Regions from separate parts of the Homo sapiens genome. Here regions 1 and 3 are each linked to region 2. A link is a contact called in ENCODE Hi-C or POLR2A ChIA-PET data. All regions are on one chromosome and are shown on one strand. The core of a region is the stretch at or near the end of the contact, and the rest is flanking DNA. Distances in the headings are between cores, read along the strand shown. Region 1 overlaps THADA (THADA armadillo repeat containing). Region 2 overlaps LOC112268413 (a long non-coding RNA gene). Region 3 overlaps THADA (THADA armadillo repeat containing).

Region 1 (4,184 bases), core at 443-2,942, 470 kb before region 2:
CCATATACATAATTATTTCATGAGAAAAATGTTTGAAGGAGGAGTGCTTCACTACCTAAATGTGAAATCTTTCATGTGTAATAATTGTTGTTTCAGTGATATGGGAGAACCAAATCGTCATCCAAGCATGTTTCTCTTACTTTTGGTGTTGGAGAGACTCTACGCTTCCCCGATGGATGGTACTTCTTCTGCTCTCAGCATGGGACCTTTTGTTCCCTTCATTATGAGGTAGTGTCATGCTGTGTAGAAATTGTCTAGGTTGGCGTGGGAGTTTTACGGGAATATTTTATCTTCTTCTTATTTCAGAAACTATTTTATATATATCATATATATTTTATATATATATATTATTTGTTTGTTTGTTTGTTTTTTGAGACGGAGTCTCGCTCTGTCGCCTGGGTTGGAGTGCAGTGGCGCGATCTCGGCTCACTGCAAGCTCCCCCTCCCAGGTTCACGCCATTCTTCTGCCTCAGCCTCCGGAGTAGCTGGGGCTACAGGCACCCGCCACCACGCCTGGATAATTTTTTGTATTTTTAGTAGAGATGGGGTTTCACTGTGTTAGCCAGAATGGTCTCGATCTCCTGACCTTGTGATCCGCCCACCTCATTCTCCCAAAGTGCTGGGATTACAGGCATGAGCCACCGCGCCCGGCCATATTATATATTTTTTTATATATGTAAACCTATTGTATATATTAAAAACTATTATATATATAACTATTATATATATTATATGTAAAACTTTTGTATATAACTATTGTGTGTGTGCGTGTATATATATATAACTTGTATACACACACACACACACACACACACACACACACAAACTTTGGGAGGGGTCTTGTGAAAGCAGAGGCCTGGGTTTTCCTGCCATTGCCCCCAGTGTTTCAGAGTAAGGTGCTTATATTGTGGGTACAGGATCTCATTAGAACCTGTGTAAGTAATGTTTTCTTTGAGCCCTGTCTGCTCCAAGGCAGGTGGATGGTGTTGATAGGAGATACTCCTTTTGAAAGACATAGCCCCATGTTTGCGTTATTCCTGTGTTGAGCCTGGCTAGCACGGAGCAGGCTTGGTTCTGGTATGTATCTTCTGTCCACGGGTTCGAGAGGATGTCAGGACATCTGCCTCTTCACTCTGGAAGAGTCTGCGAGCCGGTGCAATGGGTGGCATGTAAATGGTAATGCCATGTGGCATGAATTCCCACTCGTCTTCTCTTTTACGTTTGTAGTACCTGAAAAAAGCCATGAATATAGAGTATTCATGAAATAATATAACAGGGTTCTCTTCTTTTAGAGCCTATTACCACTTCTTGTGTTACATCTTTTCAGGCATTTGCCGTCTTCTGATTACTTTGTTCATTTTGGATCAAAGGCCTAAATATGTAGGCCTCCAAGAAGTATTAAAATTTTCTCATGAAACCTTTCAGAAGCCTATCATATTAGTTAGCTATTACCTTTCTGCTTAGCTCTTGACAAAACAGTACCTTCATTTTTGTGTTTCTACCAAAAATTGAAGTGGATTTGGAGCAGAAGGGTAAGAAACCAAACTCAAGAGAGTATTTCTTATGTATGTAGTGTCCTAGGTTTCACTTCCTTGTTTCACAGAGCTGACTTATGCATTTTAATGTGAGAAAACCATTAAACATGAGGTTCTGGCATGCGCTTGCAGAGCTATTTGTTTGCGCCAAGCCTTGGCTGTGGCTGTGTTATCTTTGATCACAGAGATGACTCAGGCAGACTGGTTTTTGTTTCCTGATATACAAAGTTACCAGTCTCCTTCATCTGGCATTTGGTGATTCATTTTAGGAATTTGGGTGGTAAATTTTACTTTCAGGGGCCTTAAAAATTGTTCTTTCATGAATAAGTGGAAAGAACTAAGAAATGTTTTCAGAAAGTTGATGCAAGGAGGAAAGGCATGTGCACAGAATTGCAGTTTACATTAGAAACAGAGATTTGCTTTAGAACCTGTGCTCTGTCTTAAGAACATTGAATTTGTGGAAGCTTTTTACTACTCAGTCTGTTGTTCATTGCATCCTAGAAATAATAAATTACTACATTGAAAGTACCTTTCAGTGGTACCTGAAAGTACCTTTCCAAAATGTTGCTTAGTTTACATATAATCAGAATGCTGATACTACTCATTATATTCAAAGTATCCATTATATAAAACAAAGATTGCATTAATATAGAAAATTTAAATATTGCTTTGAAGCCAGTGTACTTAGGGCATCATTTGTTAACCTCTAAAAATACAAAGTAAGAAGTTTGCAATCAGTCTGTTCTTCCAGTGAAAGAAAATGCTGCGGTTGTAGTTGCTTTCTTCCAGTAAGTAAGGTGCTTTATGAAGTAGATTCATAGAACATCACCAACAGCAGAAGTGCCACCAACCAAAATACAAGGTTATTTTGGTGTAACAGAAAGAGCACATCTATCACTCTTGACAAGCCCTGCACTCTTGGGTTCAAATTGTAGCTCTGTAACTGCCTTGCTTGCTCTCTGAACCTCAATTTCCTCAACTTGCAAATGAGGGTGATAACACATCTTCTGAGAGTCACTGTAAGCAAAATGTCCTGTAAGCAGAAGCACCACCCTTGATTCCTTAAGTACAGAGCCTAGGCTCTGACTTATTGACTGTCCATGTGTGTTATAGAACAGTGTTTCTAAAACTTTAAGATGTAAACATATCACTTGGCTATCATATAAATTCTGATTTCAGTAAATCTGAGGTGAGGCCTGAGAGTCCGACTTCCAAATGGTCTTCCAGATAATGCCACTGCTGCTGGTCTGTAGATCACATTTTGAGTAGCAAAATTAAACTTGGGATATTAAATTTAATACCATCACACACACACACACACACACACACACACACACACACACACATACAATTTTAACAAGCTAGACAGTAGTAGCTTATTAAAATTGGTTAGGCAGTTTAAGGAATTTATTAAGAAGTAGATTTTGACCCAGGAATGCAGAAAACAAGAAAGAAAGTGTTCTGAGCAGAGAAGTCAGTAGGAAGTAGACCAACCTTTGTTGAGCCCCGTCTTTCTGCCAAGTATTGAACTGGTCATTTTACTTACAGTGACTCTGAGAAGAGGTGTTATCACCCTCATTTGCCCGTTGAGGAAATTGAGGTTCAGAGAGCAAGGCAGTTACAGAGCTAGAATTTGAACCCAAGAGTGCAGGGCTTGTCAAGGGTGTTAGATGTACTCTTTCTGTTATACCAAAATAACCTTGTTTTTTGGTTGCCTTTTGAGTAGCCAGTAACTTAGCTACACGGAATGGACCTATAGGGTCTGAAATGTATGCAACTGAGAGAGATGAGGAGCCTATATCCACAGCTGCTGTATCTGAGTACAGGCTGTCTTCTGGATATAGACGTAATGTCTCTACCAATGGTGGGATCTGTTCCTTATTTTGCTTTTCCTGTAGGAAAAGTGACTGATTGGATTGGTTAACCATGTGTGGCACATGGTGACAATCGCCTGGGGTTATAGGACTGGTTTGTGGCCAGATACAGTAGAAGCCTGGCTCTTCTTTCTTGGCCACCTTCTGTGGTAAAGTGGAAGGCCCTAGATTTAGTTAGTTTGGGGTTTCATCAGCCTACCACAGGGAAAACCCATGCTACCCCAAAATGTTCACTGGCGAGGTGAACTATAAACAGATTTTTAAAAAGCAGTGAATGTGATAAAACTGTATGCATTTGATTTAGATGACCTCTGAGAATATTATTCATGAAGAAAGTGGAAGGCTGATCATAAAACCTGTCATTCCAGGCAGTGCTTGTGGTTCTGATTGTGGTAAAGAGTGGGCTGTTTTGACTTGGGGTAATAGCTAAAAAGATGGATGGGTGTATGCACAGTGGGTCAGCAGTGTTTTATTTTTGTACCGTTGTTAAGGGTAATTTATGTACTTGGAAGGGTTTTCATCAGGCTCATGGATACTATGAGTTTGGCCAAAGAAAAAAATTTCAGTTTGTGGGAGTAGTGCAAAGGTTGCTCTGACTGCTAAAAGTGAATTGCACAATGAGAAGAAGATTAAAAGCGCCAACAAGAGCTTTTTGTTTCCCTTTGATTTATGTGTACTTACCTGCTATTTCCTTCCTCTCTGTAAGGTATTTATAAGTATTATATGTAGTTTTACTCCTTTATCCCATGTTTAAGAGTATACCTAAACATATATG
Region 2 (4,384 bases), core at 438-2,937:
GGGGCAGATCATTGAAAGATATTAGGTTGGTTTTATCTGGGCATCTTAGGGATGCAGCAGAGAGGGTGATATGGCAGACCTCAGGAGAGACTGGTTGGGGGAGAGGAAAGAAAGGGGTGGAAGCGAGGGATGGAGGACAGGGAGGGAGGAGGGAAGAGGGGGATGGAGTGGGAGCCCGCTCGTGCATCTCCTGCTGACCTTGTTCTTCCTACCTATCTTCTCACCTCCTCCTCACAACCACCTTACAAGTCGGCAAATGTGTGGCTCTGAGAGATTACACAACCTTGCAGCAGATACATGGTCCCTAGGGAGTCAGGCTGGACTCTGTTTCCTCTACCTTTTCTCCCTCCAACTCTGAGTATTTTCAAACGAAATAAGCCTGGGAAGCGGGGAAGACTCAGAGCTGTGAATACATTTTTTTGTTTTCTGAGCTCATTCGGCTTTGACAGGAAGCTTGGCTGCGTGCGGGCAGGCGTCTGAGCCCTCCCTCAATGGTGCTTTTTAGGCATGCCTTTATACAGAATGTAAAGAGTCGCAGTTATAAATATCAGCGGGCTTCTGTGGCCCACTCCGTCCCTCAGCCCCCACGCCCAGCTGGGATGTCCTGGGACTTCCCGCTTGCCCTCCTCCCCCAACCCCTCCAGCCAGTACCACCCTCAGTGCATCTGGGAAGGGTGGGAACCGTGATGCGCCTTGGGCTGGGAAACCAAGGGGGAGTGAAACCCAAAACTGAATTTCTCCTTTTTCGGAAGAAAGGTTGTTTTCAGTGTCAGGAAACCCATAATCCTACAGCCAGCTGTGAAGATTCCAGAATGCCTCTCACTTTACAGGTGAGGAACTAGAGGGCCCCCTGGAAAGCTTATGAACACCCTGACCCCAGAGCTCACCCTCCCTCACTGGGAAAGAAAGTCCCTCTTTTCACTTTGTCACCCCCACCCACCTCCCAAGGCACCCACAGCATGGTCACTCTTTGATGACTGTTTGTATTATAAGCGGCTCCTCCAACTCTGTTCTACAGTCCCCTCCATGGATGCCCTGGAGGGAGGAGGCAGGCGAGACGCGGTCCCATTTTACAGACGGCCAAAGAGTTGAGTGACTACACAGCTCATCCCAGGAGAGCTGCCTGGCCCTGCTTCCTGATAGCCGGCCTGTGCCCCTAGACCTCCCCCGACCCCACAGGCCCCCTCCCCCTCCCTGTATGCACCCCCTGTCCCCTCACTGAGGCCCAGGAGCACAGTTGATTTAGAATTTCCTGCCCTTCTGACAATCTGCGTGCACAAAACGGGCTTTCTTTAAACCGCTTCGAAGGGCATCTCCTCCAGCCCCTTCCCCTGCCTTCATTAAACGCCTCGTCTGAAGCAGGATAAATCTTCGGTGATTAGAAGCATGCTCCTTGTTCCTGTCCCTGCCCCGATGGGAAGCGCATTTCTCAAAGGGTTAATTAACAGCCTTCACACAGGCCGCATTTAGCAACGAACACAAAGCCACACACATAAATAACGTCTGGGGCGGAAGAAGAGGGTGCAGATGGTTTGTGACTTTGCCGTCCAGAGTTTTCTAAACCGGTGTGAACCACGTCCTGTCGGGACCAGGACCATGAGTCAGGGTCAGGCTTTAAGGTGGGCCAGGCCAGAGACGCTAGTGGCCAACTTGGTGCTCTTTGAAAGCAAGTCCTAAAGGAAAACAGAGCGTGGAGCCAAGATGTGGGGAGAGAGGGAGGGGACGGGGTAGGGAGGAGGGCCTGCTGGCTGACCTGGAGAGAAAAGAGCCAAAGAGAGCCAGAGATGCGAACCGGGAAGAACCAAGCAGGAGGCCAGAGACATTGAGTCCCAGCTCCCTGCAAAGTAGTGCTGAATTTACCAGGGGCTCCACCCAGAAATTCAGACCCTGGGGCATAGGGTCCCACTCTGGCCCTGTAGTGAGAGTGATGGCAAGACATCCCCAGCCTAAGAGGAGTTGTGTGGGGCTGAGAAAAGGGTTTCAGGAAGGATAGCCCTGAGGAACCCTGGAAAGTTCTGGAAGTGGCACAGTGATATTCGCAGTATTCCGCCTCATCCATGCATAGGGTCTGTTCCTCTACGCAGCCTTCAGCTCCCCTGGGGGCTCATATGCCCCTTCCCAAAGCTATGGGAACACATCTGAGGTCTCAAAATGCATGGCAACAGGAACACAGGATTCACTTTACAGAGATCAGCACTGTTGCAAGGGATGCCTGAAGCCAAAACAGAGGAAAACGAGAGCCAAGAAGCAGAGGGAGCGATGCAGATGTGCACTGGACATCCACAAACCGCAACAGGAATGGGGAGAGGAGAGAAGTGATTGGAAAGCCAGTTTTTGGCATTCGGCTGGCTGCCATTCTCTTCACCTTTGTGGTCCCTCCAGTTTGCCCTCCTCAGCCCTAAGGGGTCCTCCCCTACTCGGAGAGGCCCTCACCATGCTCACTCAGACCCTCTCCTCCTAGGAGCCAGGAGGTGGGACATGGGGAGGGGGACAGTGAGTCCTGAATGGATTTCTGCCCTGGAGGTGAGGGCACCCCTGGTGCCAGGGAGAGGCCCTACCACAGCACAAACTGGGCTGCCCTTCCTGACCCAGGGATGAACCAGCCTGGGCACTCAGGCCACGGCTGTCTCCCTGTGCCAGGCTCAGCGCCCTGGGGATGAGGGCGCAAAGAAAGAGACGGGGCCGACAACACAGGCCCAACAGCAGGCCCTGTGTCTGGGAGCGGCAGTTTCTCCCCAAGTAATTTTCCACAGTTTGGCTTTTCCTCCACACACAGGCTTGCTCACAGAGTTCAGATGGTGGCTGGTCCTCCAGAGGGTTACTCTGGGCCACTCACCTGCTCGGTGACCCCACCTGCATTGATTTCTGCCCTCATCACTCAGCTGTCTCCAGCTTGCTTCTCAAAGCCCTGTGCCCATCTCAGGGATATGGCTTCTCCAGCCCCCAGAGCTCACTTCACCCCATCAGGGCCTGGATCTTGGGTAGTTATGGGAACCCCTAAATGCACCATCCTCTCTGGGCCAGGGCCAACATTTCTGTTTTCTCAGAAGGATCAAAGCCCCTTTCCTAGCCCTGCCAGGAGGAAGCAGTTTTGACTCGTGCAAATATCTGAAGCCCATTTGGGATTTTACTTTGGTGAGAAATAAATACACAGCCATCTGCAAATGATGGAAATATGACTTAAGTAACTTTTTGGTCGAGGCTCCTGGGCCAGAGGCCAGATGGAAATAAGACCTTGTATCTCAGTCCTCCTTGCACACTTTCAGAAAAAAGAAAAGGCTGGGGGAAAAAGTTGGTGGAAACTGAAGTTCAAAATGGAGTGTGCTAAATTTCTTGGCCTGGGAAAGGAAAAATAAACATCAAACAGCTACCCCATTCAAGTGTGCGTTATCTTGCTCATCCTCGCCAAGAACTCACCCTCCTCCCTTCTTTGACCGGGAATTGCTGTGCCCACGAACAGCCCCCACGCCCACCCCTAACCCAGGGCAGGCAAACAATGGGCCAGAAAACCCTGCTCAGCCAAGGCCTCTCCCCCTGCAGCCCCCAGAGGCCATAAGATTGGGAAACACAGGCTATTTTTATGTGTTATTTGTCTACCAACTGTGGCTCCAGGAGCCTGAGCAACAGTATCATCTGTGGGAGGTACCATTGATTTTTTTGTTTTAACTCGCTCAGACAAAGCCACATTTTCGCAACTTTCAGAAAAGCCAAAAAAGCAACACTCTGCAAGGCTGACCTCTTCCCTGGCTTGCCTTTCTGCCCTCCAGGGAGCTCTTTCTGGGTGTGTCTGGGCCCCTGTTGCTCTGTGCTGGCCCACACCAAGCACACAGCCCCAGATCCAGAGGGCCCAAAGGATAGCCAGTGAAACAAGGAAGGGTGAGGGGGGCAGAGAGAGGATCTGAGGAGAAGGGGTAGTGTCTCCAACTGGTGAGGGAGGCACAAACCCTGCCCTGGGGGTGCCAGTGTGATGGAGCAGTGGGGCTAACAGAAGAGTGTGAGAAGTCGCACACAGAGAAAATGGCTGCTTGATAGCCATCCATCTCCCAAGTCCACGGGTTGGGATGCTCTGTGCAGCGGGTACACCCAGAGGCAGATACAGGGCTGAGAGGGTGCAGGCCAGGTGCGACTGCCTAGGCTGGGGCTGAAAGAATCCAGCTGGCAGAGGTGGCTCACACCTGTAATCCCAGCACTATGGGACGCCGAGGCACGAGTCCAGGAGTTTGAGACCAGCCTGGGCAACATAGTGAGACCCCTGCCTCTACAAAAAATTTTAAAAATTAGCTGGGTGTAGTGCTATGCACCTGTGGTCCCAGCTACTTGGGAGGCTGAGGTGAGAGGATCGCTTGAGCCCAGGAGGTCGAGGCTTCAGTGAGCCTGTTTGTGC
Region 3 (4,695 bases), core at 436-2,935, 330 kb before region 2:
CTAGAAGTCAGCAGAGTTCTCTGAGTTATAATGAGATGATAAATATAAACGGTGTTTTATTAGCTATAAATGCGTATCACTTAAATGCTGTCTGGTAAGCCAATCCAGGATAAACTTGTTAACATCTTGGGTACAGTTGTCAGGATTTATCAGAGAATGCTATGAATATAATATCTAAATTTTGGCAAGGCATTTGGTGAAGTCTGTCATAAGTTCTTGTAGATAAAACTTCATGGACAGAATGATACAATTAAGAGGATTCATAAGTGGGGGATGACTCAAACCGAAGAGGGCTAGTTAATGAATTAGTGAGAGCCTGGAAGAGCGTTTGAGGCAAGGGCCAGCAGGGAGCCTGCTCACCAAAGGCCTCCACCCTCCAGCTTGCCCACATTTTTAGTAATTATTTGATTTTGGGCATTTAGGCATTCCTGTGAAATTGAAGTTTGCCAACTACTTTGTATGCGTTTTTGAGATAGGGTCTCACTTTGTCGCCCAGGCTGGAATGCAGTGTCAGCATCCTGGCTCACTGCATCCTCAACCTCCTGGGCTCAAGTGATCCCCCACCCAGCTGACTTTTTATTTTTTGTAGAAATAGATTTTCACAGTGTTGTCCAGGCTGGTCTCAAACTCCTGGGCTCAAGCAGTCCTCCCACCTTGGGCTCCCAAAATGTTGGGATTACAGGCATGAGCCACCACGCCCAGCTGGTTTACCCAATTTCTATTAGATGATGAACATGTGTGAAGAACTGGGTGCTGGGAGGTACCCGAGACTCCTACCCTAGTCCGCACCCTCATTCCCTAGTCCTGCCAGTTTTATCCCTTCAGTGTTTTTTTTTCTTTCTTTTTTGCCTTTTTAAATGATCACCTTGGCTTCAGACCTTCAGCGTTTCTTAAACCCACCTTCTCCTGATTCCTTCTGAACTTAAGGCCCTCGTCATTTATTTCTCTCCTGGACTACGGTGCAGTAGTGTTGTAACTGGTCTCCCTGCCTCTAATATTGCCTCCTCAACGATAAGAGCACTTCAGTGAAAATGGGCCCCTGACCTTACTGCTTAAAATAACCCCCCAGTGGCATTCCGTTGCATACAGAACTAGCTGCTTCACATTGTCTAGGAGGCTTTCTGTACTCTAGCCACATTTCTTCCCTAGCCTCATCTCCTGCCCTTTCCCACCTCAAATTTTATGCTCCAGTGTTATGGGATGGCCTGTAGTTCCCCACATGGTCCGTTCTGTTTCATGCCTTTGTTGAGCCTTTGCTCAGCTGGTTCCCCTGCCTTTGGTGGTGCTAACACATTGTCACCTGTCTTCCTCTTTGAGGCCTAGGTTATCATTTGTACCACTATATTGGAATTATGTGTTCATGCATTTCTCTTTCTCAAACTAGACTGACTATAAACTCCTTAAGGGCAGTGATCTTATTTAGCTCCTAGCACATAGTAAGCAGGCAATAAGTTTTTGGTTTTTTTATTTTTTTAATCAGAACTGAGAATATGAAAAGATCTCGGCAAATGAAAGGTAGACCATAAAACTTAACAGGAGGATAAAATTTAACAGGGATATACTTGGGCTTAAAATAAACAAAGAAAACACATCTTGGCTTAAGTACTGAGTACAAAGTGGGAGAAAGATGACTCACCACCATCAGTAGACCACGTCAAAAAAGAAGGGCTGTGGTTTCAGTTGACTTTGTGCTCCATATGAGTCAACAGTGTGATGCAACTCCAGTTCAGAACAGAGAAAGTAATAGTCCTGCGGGTCAAACCATGCAGGAGATTTGTGATCCAGCCTATTGGCCATCCTTTAAGAGAGGGTGAGGCATGTCCACAGGAAAGCAGCTAGAATAATGAGAGACAGTGACCCCATCATTTGAGGAAGGAAGTAGGAATGTTTCATCTGGAGAAGACAGAGGGGACACAAGAATTGTAATCAAATGTCTAAAGAGCTGTCATTGGGAGCCTCAAAATGTAGCATTAGGCCAGTGAGTAGAAACACAAAAAGAACTTTTTGACAATTAGATCTACTAACAATGGAATAAGCTGTCTCATGAGCTCCAGGGTACTGTAGGGTTCAACCAAGAGCTTCTGGGAAAGGGTGTTACAGAGGGGAGCTTCACCCCTGAAGGAAGTTTATACTAGATGTCCTCTTCTCATGGTCAGCTTTGAGGCTCGGTGATAAGAGGTCACTGAGTTCGTATTTATTGAATGTTGAGGAGGGGTGCCAGGAACGCATTTTCTAATAGTAATGCCTTTGTGCCCCTGTTGGAAAAATTATACATTACCTAAATGGAAATTGTTGTGGACTAGAAGTCTGAACCTTAGAGGGCCACTCACTTATGACAGTGTTTGAAATCTGCTTATGGGAGACATCTGATGGCCTCACGCAGTGGATTCAGTCTTCATTCTTTCATGTCCTTTTGTGGAAATTTAAAGTGATTATCTCTTTCCCTTTTGCTTTTTTTGCTTCTTAGTTCTGGAGAGTCTTGGCTTCTGGGAGGAAGTCAGAGGGATTATCTCAGGATCAGAGCTGATAACGGGATTCCCTTGGGCCTTCAAGGTGCCAGGCCTGCCCCAGTACCTCCAGAGCCTCACCAGACTAGCCATTGCTGCAGTGTGGGCCGCGGCAGCCAAGAGTGGAGAGCGGGAGACGAATGTCCCCATCTCTTTCTCTCAGCTGTTAGAATCTGCCTTCCCTGAAGTGCGCTCACTAACACTGGAAGCCCTCTTGGAAAAGTTCTTAGCAGCAGCCTCTGGACTTGGAGAGAAGGGCGTGCCACCCTTGCTGTGCAACATGGGAGAGAAGTTCTTATTGTTGGCCATGAAGGAAAATCACCCAGAATGCTTCTGCAAGGTAAAGTCTCCAACGTACTGACTGGCCCTTTACACTCCCCACATTCTTTTGTGAGCCACTGGAATGGTAGGATCATGAAGGCAAGATTGGGTTTAGGCTCTCCAGGGGCAATAGGAAGTAGATTCGGCAGCCAGTGGATAAGGACTCTCTTTTTATGGTGGTTGGCATGGCGTCATACCTGGTAGGGCACCAAGAAAAGCTTTTGATGATAGGAGTATTGATGGCAGAGATTAACCAAAGACAGAGCAAACCACTTTGGGATGTTTAGGAAACAGATCATTAAAAATTCACTGTAGAGTGTGTCAGAGGTAGTCTTTGCTGACATGGCTATTTCAGGGCAGTTGGCCACCTGGGAAGCATAATCAAAAGGAAAGGGCACTGGCCTAAAATCAGGGCATCTGGCTCCCATCCCAAGTCACTAGAGGCCCTCTGGTTAGTCATTGCATCACTCTGCCTCAGTCTCCCAAAGGTATTATGGGGGAAATAAGAAGTCAGTGGGAGCCTTTTGAAAGGTAGACCTCTTGTTGATACAATTGATTATCATGTAACATCTAGAGACATCTCCCTGAGTATTTATTTCTCTTTTTTGTGTGCGGATTTGGCTTACACAGATACTGAAAATTCTCCACTGCATGGACCCTGGTGAGTGGCTTCCCCAGACGGAGCACTGTGTCCATCTGACCCCAAAGGAGTTCTTGATCTGGACGATGGATATTGCTTCCAATGAAAGGTTTGCCCCCAAAACCTCCTGTGCAACCTTGGTAAGATGTATGGTCCCATCAGTCATTATGTAATGAACTTGCACACAATCCTGCCCTCAGGTCTCAGGTCCTGTATTTCATTCTAAACCTCAGCCTAAGAGTTCTAAACTCAAGCAATAGAATGATGTCAGTGATTTGCATTAATAACCAAAAGGTAATTGCTTCCGGAGGCATTTTTGTAACCAGGAGGTAGAGATTTTCAGTATTCACCTCTGCATGGATTACAGACTATCTGCAAAAACCGGTGTATGAAATATGTCTGATTGTAATTTTGTGTTGTTTTTTTGTTTGTTTATTTTTCTAGATCTGAAATTCAGAGTGTAGCTCTGAGACTTGCTTCCAAAGTCATTTCCCACCACATGCAGACATGTGTGGAGGTAAGGCTGGTTCTGATCTTGTTCCGGGACCTAGGATTTTTTGTTCTCATTTACTCAGAAGATGTCAGTAAAAGTGAACAGTCTTAGCAGGCAGAACCCCTGTGATATGTGTATGTAACATCTACAGAAATATTGTTCGTGCTGGTTTTTCAATTCGAGTATAACTTCAAAAGACTTCTTTGGACACCACCTTTCTTTTCTCTTGTTTTAGGATTTTTTTTTTTTTTTTTTTTTTTTTTTTGAGATGGAGTTTTGCTCTTGTTGCCCAGGCTGGAGTGCAGTGGCACGATCTCGGCTCACTGCTACCTTTGCCTCCCAGGTTCAAGCGATTCTTCTCCAGCCTCAGCCTCCTGAGTAGCTGGGATTACAGGCTTGTGCCAGCACGCCCGGCTAATTTTTTGTATTTTTAGTAGAGGCGGGGTTTCACCATGTTGTCCAGGCTGGTCTCGAACTCCTGACCTCAGGTGATCCACCCGCCTCGGCCTCCCAAAGTGCTGAGATTACAGATGTGGGCCACTGCGCCCAGCCTGTTTTAGGCATTTTTTTAATTAGAGTTCAAAGGGATAACAGAACCTTCCCCCCAAAACACATATGCCCAAACCCCTTGTTTTTTCCCCATTTCTCTAGCTGGACTCTTTATTTAAAGAGGAGTAAGCATGTCAATTCCAAAAGTATTTAGGATTGCAACCTAGTGAACTAAGTATGCAAAT

Evidence for each region. A loop is a pair of places that touch in the nucleus more often than their neighbours do. ChIA-PET counts read pairs that join two places held with the same protein, here RNA polymerase II (POLR2A). Pooled maps may share reads with other maps.
Region 1: a pooled map shows a loop between it and region 2 (2.6-fold over the local background). The contact joins two enhancer-like sites. A Hi-C loop is called at or near these places in 1 of 168 maps with a recorded cell type or tissue (Caco-2), 1 of 37 single-sample maps with no recorded cell type and 3 of 50 pooled maps. POLR2A ChIA-PET finds 5 or more read pairs at or near these places in 2 of 52 experiments (B cell and PC-9).
Region 3: a loop to region 2 is called in a pooled map, with 2.0 times the contacts of the local background. The contact joins two enhancer-like sites. A Hi-C loop is called at or near these places in 2 of 50 pooled maps. POLR2A ChIA-PET finds 5 or more read pairs at or near these places in 2 of 52 experiments (GM12878 and HepG2).

The regions. Positions count from the first base shown.
Region 1 is chr2:43,424,144-43,428,327 of GRCh38, reverse strand. It overlaps THADA (THADA armadillo repeat containing), which reads left to right. Exons shown (of 38, transcript NM_022065.5): 28 at 97-228. Among named protein-coding and RNA genes, the nearest start is that of THADA, 170 kb to the left of the region's middle. RefSeq lists enhancers at 1,709-1,768, 1,789-1,878, 1,033-2,232, 2,271-2,350. Within about 2 kb of position 1,692, at least 24 of the 41 ENCODE cell types and tissues checked have a DNase peak (open chromatin) inside an H3K27ac peak, as active enhancers do; they include PC-9, where a contact is called at or near this core.
Region 2 is chr2:42,958,790-42,963,173 of GRCh38, reverse strand. All of the region lies in intron 2 of LOC112268413 (a long non-coding RNA gene), which reads right to left. Among named protein-coding and RNA genes, the nearest start is that of LINC01819, 79 kb to the left of the region's middle. Within about 2 kb of position 1,687, at least 19 of the 41 ENCODE cell types and tissues checked have a DNase peak (open chromatin) inside an H3K27ac peak, as active enhancers do; they include PC-9, where a contact is called at or near this core.
Region 3 is chr2:43,290,986-43,295,680 of GRCh38, reverse strand. THADA (THADA armadillo repeat containing) reads left to right here. Exons shown (of 38, transcript NM_022065.5): 32 at 2,468-2,847; 33 at 3,459-3,577; 34 at 3,913-3,985. Among named protein-coding and RNA genes, the nearest start is that of LINC01126, 66 kb to the right of the region's middle. RefSeq lists a silencer at 2,077-2,371 and an enhancer at 1,648-2,847. Within about 2 kb of position 1,685, at least 14 of the 41 ENCODE cell types and tissues checked have a DNase peak (open chromatin) inside an H3K27ac peak, as active enhancers do.